2 separate regions of the Homo sapiens genome follow, and region 2 is linked to region 1. The links are chromatin loops, found by intact Hi-C in ENCODE. Cell type or tissue: A673. All regions are shown on one strand. Each heading gives the region's core, and the rest is flanking DNA. Links, peaks and the distances in the headings are about the cores only.

The links. A loop is a pair of places that touch in the nucleus more often than their neighbours do. Peaks named below come from ENCODE experiments on the same cell type or tissue, not always from the same donor. Only the 100,000 strongest peaks of a DNase experiment are listed, where the experiment ranks them.
Region 2: a loop joins it to region 1, with 2.7 times the contacts of the local background. A loop is called at or near these places in 2 of 110 quality-filtered maps.

What each region holds. Positions count from the first base shown.
Region 1 is chr4:40,313,221-40,321,083 of GRCh38, reverse strand. The region is part of intron 2 of LINC02265 (long intergenic non-protein coding RNA 2265); the gene reads right to left. Among named protein-coding and RNA genes, the nearest start is that of LINC02265, 10 kb to the right of the region's middle. RefSeq lists enhancers at 3,764-4,063, 3,672-4,510. In A673, for the core only: CTCF peaks have their summits at 3,594 and 3,799 (motif pointing right); DNase peaks (open chromatin) are centred at 2,593, 3,793, 4,113 and 4,583; H3K4me3 peaks cover 1,312 bases; H3K27ac peaks cover 3,367 bases.
Region 2 is chr4:39,990,847-39,998,709 of GRCh38, reverse strand. No RefSeq gene overlaps it. Among named protein-coding and RNA genes, the nearest start is that of PDS5A, 17 kb to the right of the region's middle. In A673, for the core only: no CTCF peak of the experiment used is centred there; no DNase peak of the experiment used is centred there.

The sequences.
Region 1 (7,863 bases), core at 1,530-6,529:
TCCTGCCTCATCCTCCTGAGTAGCTGGGATTACAGGCATGCATCACCACACCTGGCTAATTTTTGTATTTTCAGTAGAGACGGGGTTTCCCTATGTTGGCCAGGCTAGTCTCAAACTCCTGACCTCAGGTGATCTGCCCACCTAGGCCTCCCAAAGTGCTGGGATTACAGGCATGAGCCACCGCACCCGGCCCCACATAGCTCTAATAGCAAGGTGATTTGCTGCACTCTCTCGGGCCTCCATGCTGTTTCCATGTTGTCCCTCAGCCTGGAATAGTTGTCCCCTCCATGCCCAACCAGTGAACAGCTTCTCTTTCAAGTCTCATCTTGAAAATCACCTAATCGAGAAAGCCCTTTCCAACCTCCCAGGCAGAATTCCGTGCTTCCTCTCCTATGTTCTTGTGGTTTCTGGTACATACTTCTATCACAGTGCCCATCCCGTTACTCAACTGTTTACCTATTGTCTCCCCGGCCAGACTGAGCATCTCTCAGATGCTCCATTTGTCTTGGTATCCCCAGTATTTGATATACAAGAGGTGTCCAATAAATGCTCATGAAATACATGATTGTAGTGGTGAGAGCCAGGCCTGACAGAGATCTCTTGATTGGCAGTCACCCTCCTCCCATGCCACAATTCCCCAGGCAGTCTTGGCTGGCCTTCCCTGGGCAGTGACGCTTCTGGTGTCCGCGGTGAGAGGATGGTGGCAGCTGAGTGTCTTAACCTTAATGTGCACACACCTGTGCCAAGCATGGCTCCCTAAAGGGCAGCCTTAAGAGCAAGATGAAACAACCTTGGATGTAAATGCGCCTGGCAGAGAAACTAGCCCCACTGTGACCCAGCTTGTCAGAGTGGATCCCCGTTGCGGAACGGATGTGCTGTGTTTGGGAGCTGACAGATTCCAGTCAAAATGGAAGGACCTAAATGAATTTAGATTCCACCTTTGACCTAGCCTGGATGCAGAGGCTCATGCCTGTAATCCCAGCACTTTGGGAGGCCGAGGCAGGCAGATCACTTGAGATCAGGAGTTCGAGACCAGCCTGGCCAACATGGCAAAACCCCACCTCTACTAAAAATATAAAAATTAGCTGGGCGTGGTGGCAGGCGCCTATAATCCCAGATTCTCGGGAAGCTGAGGCAAAAGAATCACTTGAACCCGGGAGGTGGAGGTTGCAGTGAGCCGAGATCGCACCACTGCAGTCCAGCCTGGGCGACAGAGTGAGACTCTGTTTCAAAAAAAAAAAAAAAATTCTACCTTTGACCTAAATCCAGTGTAGTAATAGCCAAGATAAGTAAGATAAGTACAAGCTCAAGAGTTAAGCTTCTGGAGAAAAGAGAACTGTATTTAACTTAACTTAGGTTGTAAGCCCCTCAGCAGAGGGGAGTGGATCACCTTTTTGATGAGAATACATGTTTTAAGATAAATATTAAAACCACTTCCAGCTGGTCATGGTGGCTCACACCTGTAATCCCAGCACTTTGGGAGGCTAAGGTGGGTGGATCACAAGGTCAGGAGTTCGAGACCAGCCTGGCCAAAATGGTGAAACCCCATCTCTACTAAAAATACAAACATCAGCCTGGCATGGTGGTGGGCGCCTGTAGTCCCGGCTACTTGGGAAGCTGAGGCAGGAAAATCGCTTGAACCCGGGATGCAGAAGTTGCAGTGAGCCAAGATCTGGCCACTGCACTCCAGCCTGGGTGACAGAGCGAGACTCTGTCTCAAACAACACAAAACAAAACAAAAAAAATATTTCCTAGTTTCCCAGTAGAAACAGGCACTGAGAGGTGAGTTTTGATCAGAATAGTGCTGCAAAATCCACTCATACTGCAAATATTTACTGAATGCTGGGCAGAGAGTTCACAAGAATTAACTACACATCATCTCATCCTTCAAGGTGATTATGGAATATTTAGAGGAAAAAGACAAATTTCTAAGAAAAGCTGAATAACAATAAAAGTTAAATAAGTAATGCAAGCAAGAAGACTATTTTTTTTTTTTTTTTGAGAGAAGTCTCACTCTTGTTCCCCAGGCTGGAGTTCAATGGCACAGTCTCGGCTCACTGCAACCTCCATCTCCCGGGTTCAAAAGATTCTCCTGCCTCAGCCTCCCAAGTAGCTGGGATTACAGGCGCCTGCCACCAGGTCCGGCTAATTTTTTTGTATTTTTGGTAGAGACGGGGTTTCACCATGTTGGCCAGGCTGGTCTCAAATTCCTGACCTCAGGAGATCCACCTGCCTTGGCCTCCCAAAGTGCTGGGATTACAGGCGTGAGCCACTGCACCTGACTCTTTTTTTTTTTTTTTTTGACAGGGTCTTGCTTTGTCACCCACTGGAGTGCAATGGTGCAATCTCAGGTCATTGCAACCTCTGCCTCCTGGACTCAAGCGATCCTCCCACCTCGGCCTCCAGAGAGCTGGGACCACAGGCACCGCCACCACATCCAGCTACTTTTTTTTTTTATTTTTAGTAGAGACAGGGATTTCACCATGTTGCCCGGGCTAGTCCCGAACTCCTAAGCTCAAGCGATTTGCCCACATCAGCCTCCCACAGTGCTGGGATTATAGGCGTGAGCCACTGCACCCTGCCAACTATTCCTTAAAGGCGTGACTCGCTGCCAAATGAGAGGTCTGAACCAGAAGTTCAGAGAAGGGAAAGAAGGTTGTGCCTCCAGGGTGGACTGATCCATAGGAGGCAGAGACCAAAAACGAGGCTCTCACTTGACGGACTGGACCAGCAAGATGGAGTGCATGGTGGAGGCGTGGGGGTGCATCTTGGTAGAAAAAAAGCCTTTGGGATTTGGGACTGGAGTTTCTGTTCTGTCATTTATTAGTGAGAGATCTCAGGCATTTTTAAAAAATCTTCTTTGCACCTCAGTTTCCTCATGGGTGAAAGGAATAATATTATCTACCCCACTGGGCTCCACATATCATTCAGACCACAAGCATCTGTGGAGTCTACTTATACTAAGCCCTTTTGATAAGCCCTGGAGTACAAGATGAAAAGAGAAGGGCCTGCCCTCAAGAGCTGCCAGAGAAGGAGGGGCAGTCACTGTTGGTCCCTCTCTTCATTTACCTTCCAGGGGTCTGTCTTTTTGTTTGTTTGTTTGTTTGTTTGTTTTGTTTTGTTTTTTGTGTGTGTGAGAGATGGAGTCTCACTCTGTCATCCAGGCTGGAGTGCAGTGGCACGATCTCGGCTCACTGCAAGCTTCGCCTCCTGGATTCAAGCAATTCTACTGCCTCAGCCTCCGGAGTAGCTGGGACTGGAACTACAGGCGCCCGCCACCAAGCCCGGCTAATTTTTTTTTTTTTTTTTTTTTTTTTTTTTTTTTTTGTATTTTTAGTAGAGACAGGGGTTTCACCGTGTTAGCCAGGATGGTCTCGATCTCCTGACCTCGTAATCTGCCCGCCTCGGCCTCCCAAAGTGCTGGGATTACAGACAGGCGTGAGCCACCGTGCCCGGCCCAGAGGTCTGTCATTTTAAAGCAGCAGTGGTCAGAACCATGAGCCACATACATGGAATGCAGGACATTGGTTCAGAAGTTTGAAGACAGAACAAGCTCTTCACCATCCACAACGGAAGGTTCCTGCCTTCCTGTCCCGCGTTCTGTGAGGAAATGCGTCTGTCCCTCTGGAGCTCCTGATTTTCAAGGCTTCTCCCCTGAGCTTTGATGAAGTCTGGGGGAGCCAGCGTCAAAGGCAGCACACTCTAGTCACCTGCGATCGTTACCCAAAGAGCCTGCTGTTGACCTCACGTCACTTCATTTTTTTAATTGCAAAAGACAACCACTAGGGGGCCTAGGAGCGAGACGCTGAGCTCCGATTCCATTTATCAGGCAAATAGCCTTTCCTTCTTGCTGAAAAACGCAGTCAAGGTCAACAAAACACACACCGTGGGCTGAGAACAATACCTTCTGCACCTTCTGCAAACGCTTAGTGAAGAACGCATCTCCCTTGAGGCTAAAAAATATTCTTAACTCAGACCATCCTCCACAGCCCATCAGGCTGGGCCAAGCGTTTCTTAGCCCTGATTCCATTTTTCAGTGTTTCCTTCTGATTAAAAGCCCTTTGGCACAGCAGGATTGTCTATAATAATGGTAAATGACTCACATGATGATGAGGCAATCTTTTCACATCCTGAGCTACAATCCGTCTTGTAAAGCCTTGCAACGGCCTCAATTACAGCCCTGGATTCTCAGCAGAGGCACAGAGTGGGGGTTTTTGCTTGATTCTCTCTCCCCTCTCAGTTTCCCACACCTTATGCAGAGGCTTGAATGTCTAATGTACTGTACATTAGACATTCCTATAGCATCCTATAGCATCCTATAGCAATCCTCATTAAAATCAATCACTCATTTGAAAAAAAAAAAAGCAAGCAAAGAAAAAGGAAGGAAGAAAGAAAGAAAAGAAAAGAAAAGATGGAGGAAAAAAGAAAGAAAAAAAATGATCAGGCCCCTAGGGGCCTCTGAGGTCACAGTAACTCAAGTCCCCATGACCAAAACTGGGTGGCAAAGCTTATTTTTCCTTAGCAGGAGTCTGCTTTTGCAAAGGTTCGTCTCTTACATTTTCTTTCAGACACTCACGCACACTCCAGCAACAATGGAAATGAACATAATTTCCCAAGCAGGTTGCCTAGAAACCACTCCTGTGTTTCTGAAACTAATTTAAACATGAAAATTCAGCTCCTGACTCATGCCAGGAATGCACGTCATAATTTTCTCAGTATTTTACTTTCTTTTTCTTTCACATTACAAAATAATGCATGCTTACTGCAGAAAAAAAGTGAAAAGAATATGAAAATACAAAGGTTCAGAAAATAAAGAATCTCCTGTAATCTCACTACCAGAGGCAACTTCTGTTGTCATTTGGGAATATTTTCTTCTAGGCTTTTTATTTTTCTATGCATTTTTAACATCATGGAGATTAACACAGATTTTACATCAAGATTAATAGTGAATTTAATTAGCATATTGTCAGTATTTCTCCATCTGGTGAAATTTTCAGAAACTTGATTTTTAAAAGACCGCATTATATTACAGTTCATTTTCCCAATATTAATCATTCTCTAAATGCTAGATGTTTAGGTTATTTCTAATTTTTCACCATTATAATGTCACAATGATCAACTTAATACAAAATAGTTATTATATCTTTATTTCTCCAGGATAACATCATAAAAGGAGTTTCAAAGAGGATAAACATTTCAAAACTTTTTAAATATTGAACAAATACATGTTTATGTTTTTTTTTATTAAACAGTACATTAAAAACAAATTTCCTTCTCCACTCTCTACAGGTAGCCCCTGTTTCTGTGAATACACAGCACATGTGTATGATTTGTCTATTTGACACTGTACATTGTTCTATCACTTGCTTTTTTGACTTATTGTATCTCAGACATCTTTCCATATCAATTCAAATTGATCCATTCTTTTTAGAATTTGCAGAATATTCCATTAGATGATGTATTATCACTTATTTGCCCTAGACAAAACCTCTTAATGCACTGGACACATATGCAGTGAGCTGGGGTCCCTAGCAATGGGTCTGAATCTATACTGTTCCATCCACACCACACCTTTACTGGAAGGGAACAGATGATGGCAAAGGTAACTGCCTTATCTGGCTGGAATTAGTGTTATATTCTAACCCAGAGGTCTCCAAACTTTTCTGATCTCTCCATTTACTGATTCAAATTTTGAGCATGCTCCCCTATTTATGTATTTTTTAAATTTATAGATTACATACATATATATGACTTTATAAAATAGAGTCACGTGCTACAAAACATTTCAGTCAACGCGAAGTGGCCACATATACTGTGATCCCATATACTGTGTAACCATTGTGTTATAACTGCCTACAATATTCAGTAAGATCACATACTGTACAAGTTGATAGCCTAGGAGCAAAGGCTATACCATTTAGGTTTGCGTAAGTACACTTTATGATGTCCACATGATGATGAAATCACCTAACAATGCATTTCTCACAAAATGTCCACATCGTTAAGTGACATGACTAAATTATTGTTCATCTCACAGGACAGACACCAAAAAGGATATCTTAGTGAATATCCATTTTGAATTAAAGATGAAATAAATATATTAAATTATTTATTTATATAATAACAATTGTATACAATATAATAAAAGAATTTTGCTCTTTTTGACAAGCACAATGTGACTGAATATGCTTCATTATATTTTAAAATATTGGTTTAACATCTTGTATTACAGTTACTCTGAGGTCTGATTTTAAATTCAGCATATTTTAATTGTCAATGTAAGGTTGTCGTCGCAGGAAGAGACTCCTCACAAATATACATAGATCTAAACAAAGAAGAGTATTGTTCACCAATCTTACAATCTCACCAACCAAAAATGCAGTATTTTGGAAATTCACCTTCACTTACAGTATTCAGTTTATCTTTGATTTGTGGTTACTTTGTAGAAATCTTTTAAAGCTAAGTATCCATTTTATGCACTTTAGTTTAATTAAAATTAAATAATATGTTCCCTGAATCCACTTACCCAGGCCCATATCCAAAAGCGGACTCTCAATCTCCCACTTCAAATCTGCATTTCCCTCCACTTCATCCCAGTTACTGACAACTCCAGGCTCCAGTTGCTCGGGCCAGAAAACTTGGGGCTCTCCATTGCCCCTTCCCTTTCTCTCAACTCCACATGGAATTAATCAAAAAATCCTAATAGCTGTACCTTCAAGACATATCCAGAACCCAAATGCCCCGTGTCCCTTTTCCTATCACTGTCCTGGTCTAAGCCACCATCTTCTCTCGCCTGAAATACCGAAATGACAGCCTGACCATGTGGCCGGTTCCTGCCCTTCCCCTCCATGGTCTGTGCATCACAGCAGCATGTGTGTGTCCTTTAAGAGTTGTATTCTTTTTAATTATTTTTTATTAGGAAAAGATTTAAACTTACAGAAAGTTACAAGAATAAAAATACTACAAAAAATAGCCTGTTCCCTTACACCATAGCCACCTATAGTTAGCATTTTGCATGTCTTTTATCTACCTACCCAGCTCTCTCTCTCTGTCTCCTCTCTAAATACTAATATTTCACGGCCCTTTACTCCTAAACATTTCAGTGTGTATTTCTTAAGAATATTCTCTTCCATAACCATAGTTCAGTTACAAACCTCAGTAAATGTAACATTGATAAGGCCGGGTGTAGTGGCTCATGCCTGTACTCCCAGCACTTTGGGAGGCCAAGGCGGGTGGATCACTTGAGGTCAGGAGTTCAAGACCAGCCTGGCTAGCAGGGTGAAATCCCCTCTCTTTTAAAAATACAAAAATTAGCTGGGCGTGGTGGCACATGCCTATAATCCTAGCTACTCGGGAGGCTGAGGCAAGAGAATCGCTTGAATCCAGGAGGTGGAGGTTGGAGTGAGCGGTGATCGTGCCACTGCACTCCAGCCTAGGCAACAGAGAGAGACTCTATATTTAAAAAAAAAAAAAAATTGATATAGTAGTTTTATCTAGCCTACCATCTGTTTTCTCATTTTCTGGTTGACCCAATGATGTCTTATATATCATTTTTTCCCTTTTAGTATAGAATACAGTCTAAGATCAGGGTTACATACCGTATTTAGCTGCCGCAACTGTTGTCTACTTTAATTTGGAAGATTTTACACTGCCTTTCTTTGTCTTTTACAATACTATCATTTTTGGAGAATACTAGTCCCCTCTTTTCTATTTTTAAATAGAATTTTCTCATTTGGGGTTTTTTGATGTTTCCCATCATTAAATTCAGGTTATGCATTCCTGGACAGCACATTAAATAGGTGATACTGTGTCCTTTTTGGAGCATCACATCTGGAAGCACACAAGGTCCATCTGCCCCTTACT
Region 2 (7,863 bases), core at 1,625-6,624, 320 kb after region 1:
CTGTCTCCCAGGCTGGAATGCAGTGGCGCGATATCGGCTCACTGCAAGCTCCGCCTCCCGGGTTCACGCCATTCTCCTGCCTCAGCCTCCTGAGTAGCTGGGACTACAGGCGCCCGCCACCACGCCCAGCTAATTTTTTTTTTTTTTGTATTTTTAGTAGAGACGGGGTTTCACCGTATTAGCCAGGATGGTCTCGATCTCCTGACCTCGTGATCTGCCTGCCTCGGCCTCCCAAAGTGCTGGGATTACAGGCGTGAGCCACTGTGCCCGGCCTTTTTTTTTATTTTTTTATTTTTTTGTTCTTTGAAGTTAACAAGTACTTTCCTACCTCAGAGCCTTTTGTTCTGCTATTCCCCCAAAATAGGTTATTCTTTCTTCCCCTTTTAATCTGGATTACTACCCCAATTTAGACATCCTGTTTTTCAAGGAATCTTTCTGGTTAGCTCTCTTGCACTTATTTTTTGTCATAATTATACTAATTATAAATAAGTAATAATTGGTAAGTTTACTTGTTAGGGGCCTATTCCACCTTAGACTGTGAATTCCTTGATGTGCAGGACTATTTACATCTATTTAGTGTTCTACTCCCAACCTCTGTCAGCATTTTTGAAAGTATAGTGGGCGGCCGGGCACAGTGGCTCAAGCCTGTAATCCCACCACTTTGGGAGGCCAAGGCAGGTGGATCACCTGATGTCAGGAGTTCGAGACCAGCCTGGCCAAGACTGTGAAACCCCATCTCTACTAAAAATACAAAAATTAGCCAGGTGTGGTGGTGGGGGCCTGTAATCCCAGCTACTCAGGAGGCTGAGGCAGGAGAATTGCTTGAACCCAGGAAGTGGAGGTTGCAGTGAGCCAAGATTGTGCCACTGCACTCTAACCTGGGCGACAGAGCAAGACTCCATCTCAAAAAAAAAAACTAGCCGGGCGTGGTGGCGGGCACCTGTAATCCCAGCTACTTGGCAGGCTGAGGCAGGAGAATCTCTTGAGCCTGAGAGGCAGAGGTTGCAATGAGCTGAGACATTGCCATGGCACTCCAGCCTGGACAACAGAACAAGATTCCATATCAAAAAAAAAAAAAAAAAAAAAAAGAAAAGAAAAAAAAGAAAATATAGTGGGCAACTAATAAATATTTATGGATTAAGCCAACAGTCAAATGAAAGAATCCATGTTTCCATCTTCTCATTTTCCAAAAATTTGGTGATCTTTGGTCATCTTCTCATAGGGCAACAATTTTATAATATTATTTTCCATATAGAGAATGAAAAGATAGTCTCAATTAGCCAGGCGTGGTGGCACACACCTGTAGTCCCAGCTGCGCAGGAGGCTGAGGCAGGGGAATCCCTTGAATCCAGGAGGCAGAGGTTGCAGTGAGTTCACTGCACTCTAGCCTGGGGGACAGAAGGAGACTCTGTGTCCAAAAAAAAAAAAAAGGAAAGAAAGAAAGAAAAAGAAATACATTGCTATGGTCCAGAAACGGGGGACAACTCAAAGGGGTGGGAGGGGGCGCTTACAGGCTATAGGTGAATTTGAACATTTTCTGGTTAACAATTGGTCGAGTTTGACTAAAGATTTGAGATTGATAGAAAGGGAATGTTCAGGGTAAGATAAAGATTGTGGAGACCAAAGTTCTTTGGAAGTCTTATAGTGACTCCCCTTAGAGACAATAGATGACAAATGTTTTCTGTTCAGATCGTAGTTAATCTCTTTAGCATTGGGAGTGTCTGGAGGAAAAAGATATAGCTACGTTAATAGAGATCCTTTACAGATGCAAATTTCCCCCACAAAGAACAGCTTTGCAGGGCCATTTTAAAATACGCCAAAGAAACATGTTTTGGGGTAAAATACTTTGATTCTGGCCAGGCGCGGTGGCTCACGCCTGTAATACCAGCACTTTGGGAGGCTGAGGCAGGCGGATCATGAGATCAACAGATTGAGACCATCCTGGCCAACATGGTGAAACCCCGTCTCTACTAAAAATAAAAAAGTAAGGCCGGGCCTGGTGCGGCGGCTTACGCCTGTAATCCCAGCACTTTGGGAGGCCGAGGTGGGTGGATCACAAGGTCAGGAGATTGAGACCAGCCTGGCCAACATGGTGAAAACCCGTCTTTACTAAAAATACAAAAATTTGCTGGGCGTGGTGGTGCGTTGCTGTAATCCCAGCTACTTGGGAGGCTGGGGCAGGAGAATCTCTTGAACCAGGGAGTCGGAGGTTGCAGTGAGCTGAGATCGCGCCACTGTACTACAGCCTGGCGACAGAGAGAGACTCTGTCTTAAAGAAAAAACAAAATACAAAGGTTAGCCTGGCGTGGTGGCGGGCACCTGTAATCCCAGCTACTCGGGAGGCTGAGGCAGGAGAATTGCTTGAACCCGGGAGGCAGAAAGGTTGCAGTGAGCCAGGATTGCACCACTGCACTCCAGCCTGGGCGACAGAGGGAAACTCCGTCTCAAAAAATAATAATAATAAATAAAAATAAAAATACTTTTATTCCTTATCTGGTAATTCTATGCCAGAGTCAGGTTGGAAAGTCAGTCAAGATATATAGGGTTAAATAAAACCCATCTGGCTGGGTGGGGTGGCTCACTCCTGTAATCCCAGTACCTTGGGACCTCAAGTGATCTGCCTGCCTCAGCCTCCCAAAGTGCTGGAATTACAGACTTGAGCCACCACGCCCAGCCCTGCTGGTTGATTTTTTTTTTTTTTTTTTTTGTGACAGAGTTCAGCTCTCTTGCTCAGGCTGGAGTGCAGCTGTGCAATCTTGGCTCACTGTAACCTCCATCTCCTAGGTTCAAGTGATCCTCCTGCCTCAGCCTCCCCAGTAGCTGGGACTACAGGCATGCACCACCATGCCTCGTTAATTTTTGTTTTTGTTTTTTTGTTTTTTTTAAATTTTATATTTTTAGAAGAGATGGGGTTTCACCATATTGACCAGGCTGATCCTGAACTTGTGACCTCAAGTGATACGTCCTCCTCTGCCTCCTAAAGTGCTGGAATTACAGGCATGAGCCACTGCGCCCTGCCTTACTAGTTGGTTTCTTTTCTTTCTTTCTTTTTGACATGGAGTCTCACTCTATCACCAGGCTTGAGTGCAGTGGTGTGATCTCTGTTCACTGCACCTCTGCCTCCCAGGTTCAAGCGATTCTTCTGCCTCAGCCTCCCGAGTAGCTGGGATTACAGGCACACGCCACCACACCCAGATACTTTTTGTATTTTTAGTAGAGATGGGGTTTCACCATATTAGCCAGGATGGTCTCCATCTCCTGACCTTGTGATCTGCCCGCTTCAGCTTCCCAAAGTGCTGGGATTACAGGCGTGAGCCACCACGTCCAGCTGATTTCTAACGAAACATCAGAATTATGCTCTGAATAGGAAATGCAGAGGTGGTACAATCCAATATAAAACAATCCCTCTGTTAGCCAGTCAAGCATATATACACAATCTATAATTTATTTAATTGAACAAATATTTATTGAGTACCTATAGGTGCCAGGCACTTAGGATACATGAGTGAACAAAATAAAGATCCTTGCCCCCACAGAGCTTCATTCTTACAGAATGTACATAATAGTCCCTTGCTTCAAGTTAGTGTCAGAGCTCCCAACTCCAAGTACCAAGGAAGTAAGAGTTCGGAAAGAGTTCCTCTATTCTTTTCATATCAGCTTTCCCATTTATCCTTAATGGGCAGTGGTCCATTTAGGACACCTTCATTTAGGTCCATTGAGCTGCCCTACATGGCCACGCCTCTTTTTTCCCACAAATATACAATCTCCCTTTGGGATCTTCTCTTTCTTTTCTCCTCCCTCCATGACAGAGACTTGCACCCTTTCCCTAGGATCCTATCTCTTTTCTACATTTGGCACAGGCTTGAGCCATTCAGCTCTGCTCCACTTTAGATGAGATCGGGAGTGTATCAATCCTATCCATGGTGTATATACAATCAGACTGTTCACATTGAAAAGACTGCCCTTCTCTGTTAATATTCAAAAACAGTCTCTGTCTGTCTCTCTCCCTGCATTTAGTCACATTGCCAAATATCCCTTCTGTTCCCCATGGCATGTGCTAAATACCCCAGAAAGGGAATGGCACACAAGGAGGAATAAGTCTGTCTTGCAACACTAACTGTGACAGACTCAGGGATGCAGATCATGGTCCAGCCATGGAGTTTCTTATGAGTAATAGCTTTCTTTCTTCTTCTTCTTCTTCTTTTTTTTTTTTTTTTTTTTTTGTTGTTGTTTTTTCAGGTGGAGTCTTGCTGTGTCACTCGGGCTGGAGTGCAGTGGTGCAATCTGGGCTCACTGCAACCTCTGCCTCCCAGGTTCAAGCAATTCTGGTGCCTCAGCCTCCCAAGTAGCTGGGATTACAGGCATGCGCCACCACACCCAGCCAATTTTTCTATTTTTAGTAGAAACAGGGTTTCACTATGTTGACCAGGCTGGTCTCCAACTCCTGACCTCAAGTGATTCGCCTGCCTTGTCCTCCCAGTGGGCTGAGATTAGAGGTCTGAGCCACCACACCCAGCTGTATTATTAATTTTGAATCTATAAATATATATTAAAGATTACTTGTTAAAATGTGAACAGTGGGCCTGGGTTGGTGGCTCACGCCTGTAATCCCAGCACTTTGGGAGGCCAAGGGGGGTGGATCTCTTGAGGTCGGGAGTTCGAGACCAGCCTGGCCAACATGGTGAAACCCCGTCTCTACTAAAAATGCAAAATAGCCAGGCTTGGTGGTTTGCACCTGTAATCCCAGCTACTCAGGAGGATGAGGCAGGAGAATCGCTTGAACCCAGGAGGTGGAGGTTGCAGTGAGCTGAGATCATGCCATTGCACTCCGGCTTGGGCAACAAGAGTGAAACTCCATCTCAAAAAAAAAAAAAAGAATTTAAAAAGTCAAACTCTGAAAATTTCATTTAAATAATTAAATGTGATGCTGAGAGAGATTTTATTTTTATTGTGAATGTTGGGTGTGTGTAATATAAAGAACACCGAGTTGGCACTAACTTTAACGGAAATAAAACTTTGGTGGAGATCTTTTGGAGGATATATCTGGTGCATGATTCTTCCTTTCTCTGAAAATTGTTACTCGTTTCCCAATTCATTAATGGTGGTTCACTTCACGTTTTAGACATGACCCTGCACACTTGGCCCCAGTTGATTAAACAAGGCATGCGCATCTGGAGAGGCAAACCATAAATCATCAAAAAAAAATAAGTAAATTATTTTGTATTCTAGATGGTAAGTTCTATGGGAAAAAGAAAAAAGAATTCCATTTGTTGTCCTTGGCATTTCTTATTTGGACTAAGAGATTCTAGTTTAGTCTGAGCTAATCTAAGATGTAGGCTATGTAAACTCAGAAGATGAGAGGTGGCTGGGTGTGGAGGCTCACACCTATAATCCCAGCATTTTGGGAGGCAGAGGCAGGGAGATCAATTGAGTCCAGGAGTTGGCCTGGCCAACATGGTGAAACACTGTCTCTACTAAAAATACAAACAAGGCTGGGCATGGTGGCTCACGCCTGTAATCCGAGCACTTTGGGAGGCCGAGGCAGGCGGATCACGAGGTCAGGAATTCGAGACCAGCCTGGCCAACATAGTGAAACTCCATCACTACTAAAAATACAAAAAATTAGCCGGGGCTTGGTGGCTGGTGCCTGTAATCCCAGCTACTCGGGAGCCTGAGGCAGGAGAATTGCTTGAACCTGGGAGGCAGAGGTTGCAGTGAGCCAAGATCACACCATTGCACTCCAGCCCAGGTGACAGTGAGAGACTCCGTCTCAAAACAAACAAACAAACAAGCAAACAAAAGATGAGAGGTGATTCTCTACTGCATGTCATGTGGACTGAAAAGCAAAGAAGGAGCTCTTTTTAAAGAGCAAAGTATGAAGGGCCGGGTACAGTGGCTCACACCTGTACTCCCAACATTTTGGAAGGCCAAGGCGGGTGGGTCACCTGAGTTCAGGAGTTTGAGACCAGCCTGACTAGCATGGTGAAACCCCATCTCTAGTAAAAATACAAAAATTAGCCTGGCATGATGGCGTATGCCTATAATCGCAGCTACTTGGGAGCCTGAGGCAGGAGAATCACTTGACCGCAGGAGACAGAGATTGCAGTGAGTGGAGATCATGCCATTGCACTCCAGCCTGGGCAACAAGAGTGAAACTCTGTCTCGGAAAAAAAAAAAGAATGAAGGAGATGTTGAGAGGGAAATTAGGAGTAGAATGTATTGCTGATACCATCTTTCAGTTCTTACCTGACTCCTTTCTTGAAGTCTAGCTGTAATTTTACTTGGGTTCCATGAAGCACCCCTGTTATCATTATTATACATATGATGATGATTTTATATATATATATATATACATTTTTTTCCTTGCTTAAGCTAGCTTAAGTTCATTTCCTTTGCTCCTAGAAACCAAAGAGAACTAACAGCAATAATGGCAATAATATGAACAATATTAACAATAGTAGGCTGTGCACGGTGGCTCACGCCTATGATCCCAGCACTTTGGCAGGCCGAGGCAGGCAGATAATGAGGTCAGGAGTTCAAGACCAGCCTGGCCAACATAGTAAAACCCTGTCTCTACTAAAAATACAAAAAATTAGTTGGGTGTGGTGGCAGGCAACTATAATCCCAGCTACTCTGGAGGCTGAGGTAGGAGAATCACTTGAACCCGGGAGGCGGAGGTTGCAGTGAGCCAAGATCGTGCCATTACTCTCCAGCCCAGGCAACAGTATGAGACTCCGTCTTGAAAAAAAAAAGAAAAAGAAAAAGAAAATAGTAGACAACAGTTATTAAGCACATATTATACTCCAGGCACTGTGTTAAGCACTTTTAGGTACTTTATCTCATTGAGATTATAGGTGTGAGCCACTGTGCCCAGCCTATCCTGTGCTTTCTAAGGACTGAAAAAATAACTGATGTATTCTAGAAATATTTCCAAAAGAGTGGAAAGAAAAGGAGTTTTCTGGTTAAGATTTAATTTATCAAATAATTCAATTAACAAGAAACTTCGTGTATCCTGAAAATTATGATATATCTCAGTTATGATTAGAAAGTGAAATTAGTCCTTAAATTTCCTGCAGACTCTGCTTAATTTTCTTTAGTCTCTAGACAAGTCTCTGCATAACTGAACCCTGTAGAGTTTTCCCAAAACAGTATTTATCTAGGTAGCCCACATTCCAAGAACTGTGCAGTTTCTATAATTACTTGGAAAACTTCATAAGGCAAAAGTTGCGCAAATCCTTGGCACATCTCTCAGACAAGTCAAATAGTGTTGGCTACCAGTTCTAATTTGGTTACATTTCCAGTTAAACTAGAAATTTGAAGTTCAAGTACTTAACAATCTGCTGGGTATTATATAACAACTTTTTTTTTTTTTTTTGAGACAGTCTCACTCTGTCCCCCAGGCTGGAGTGCAGTGGCATGATCTTGGCTCACCGCAACCTCTGCCTCCTGGGTTCAAGTGATTCTTCTGCCTCAGCCTCTCAAGTAGCTGAGAATACAGGCGTGAGCCGCTGTGCCCGGCCTATAATGACATTTGATTGGTTATAAATAATAGAAAGTGTTTCTCTTGGCTGGGCTCGGTGGCTCACACCTGTAATGCCAGCACTTTGGGAAGCTGAGACAGGAGGATTGCTGGAGCTCAGGAAGGAGATCAAGGCTGCAGTGAACTGTGATTGCGCCACTGCACTCCAGCCTGGGCAGAGTAAGACTCTTCCTCAAAAAAAGAAAAACAGGTAGGGAGAAAGCAGTGGTTCACGTCTGTAATCCCAGCACTTTGGGAGGCCAACACGGGTGGATCATCTGAGCTCAGGAGTTTGAGACCAGCCTGGGCTACCTAGTGAGACCCTGTCTCTACAAAAAATACAA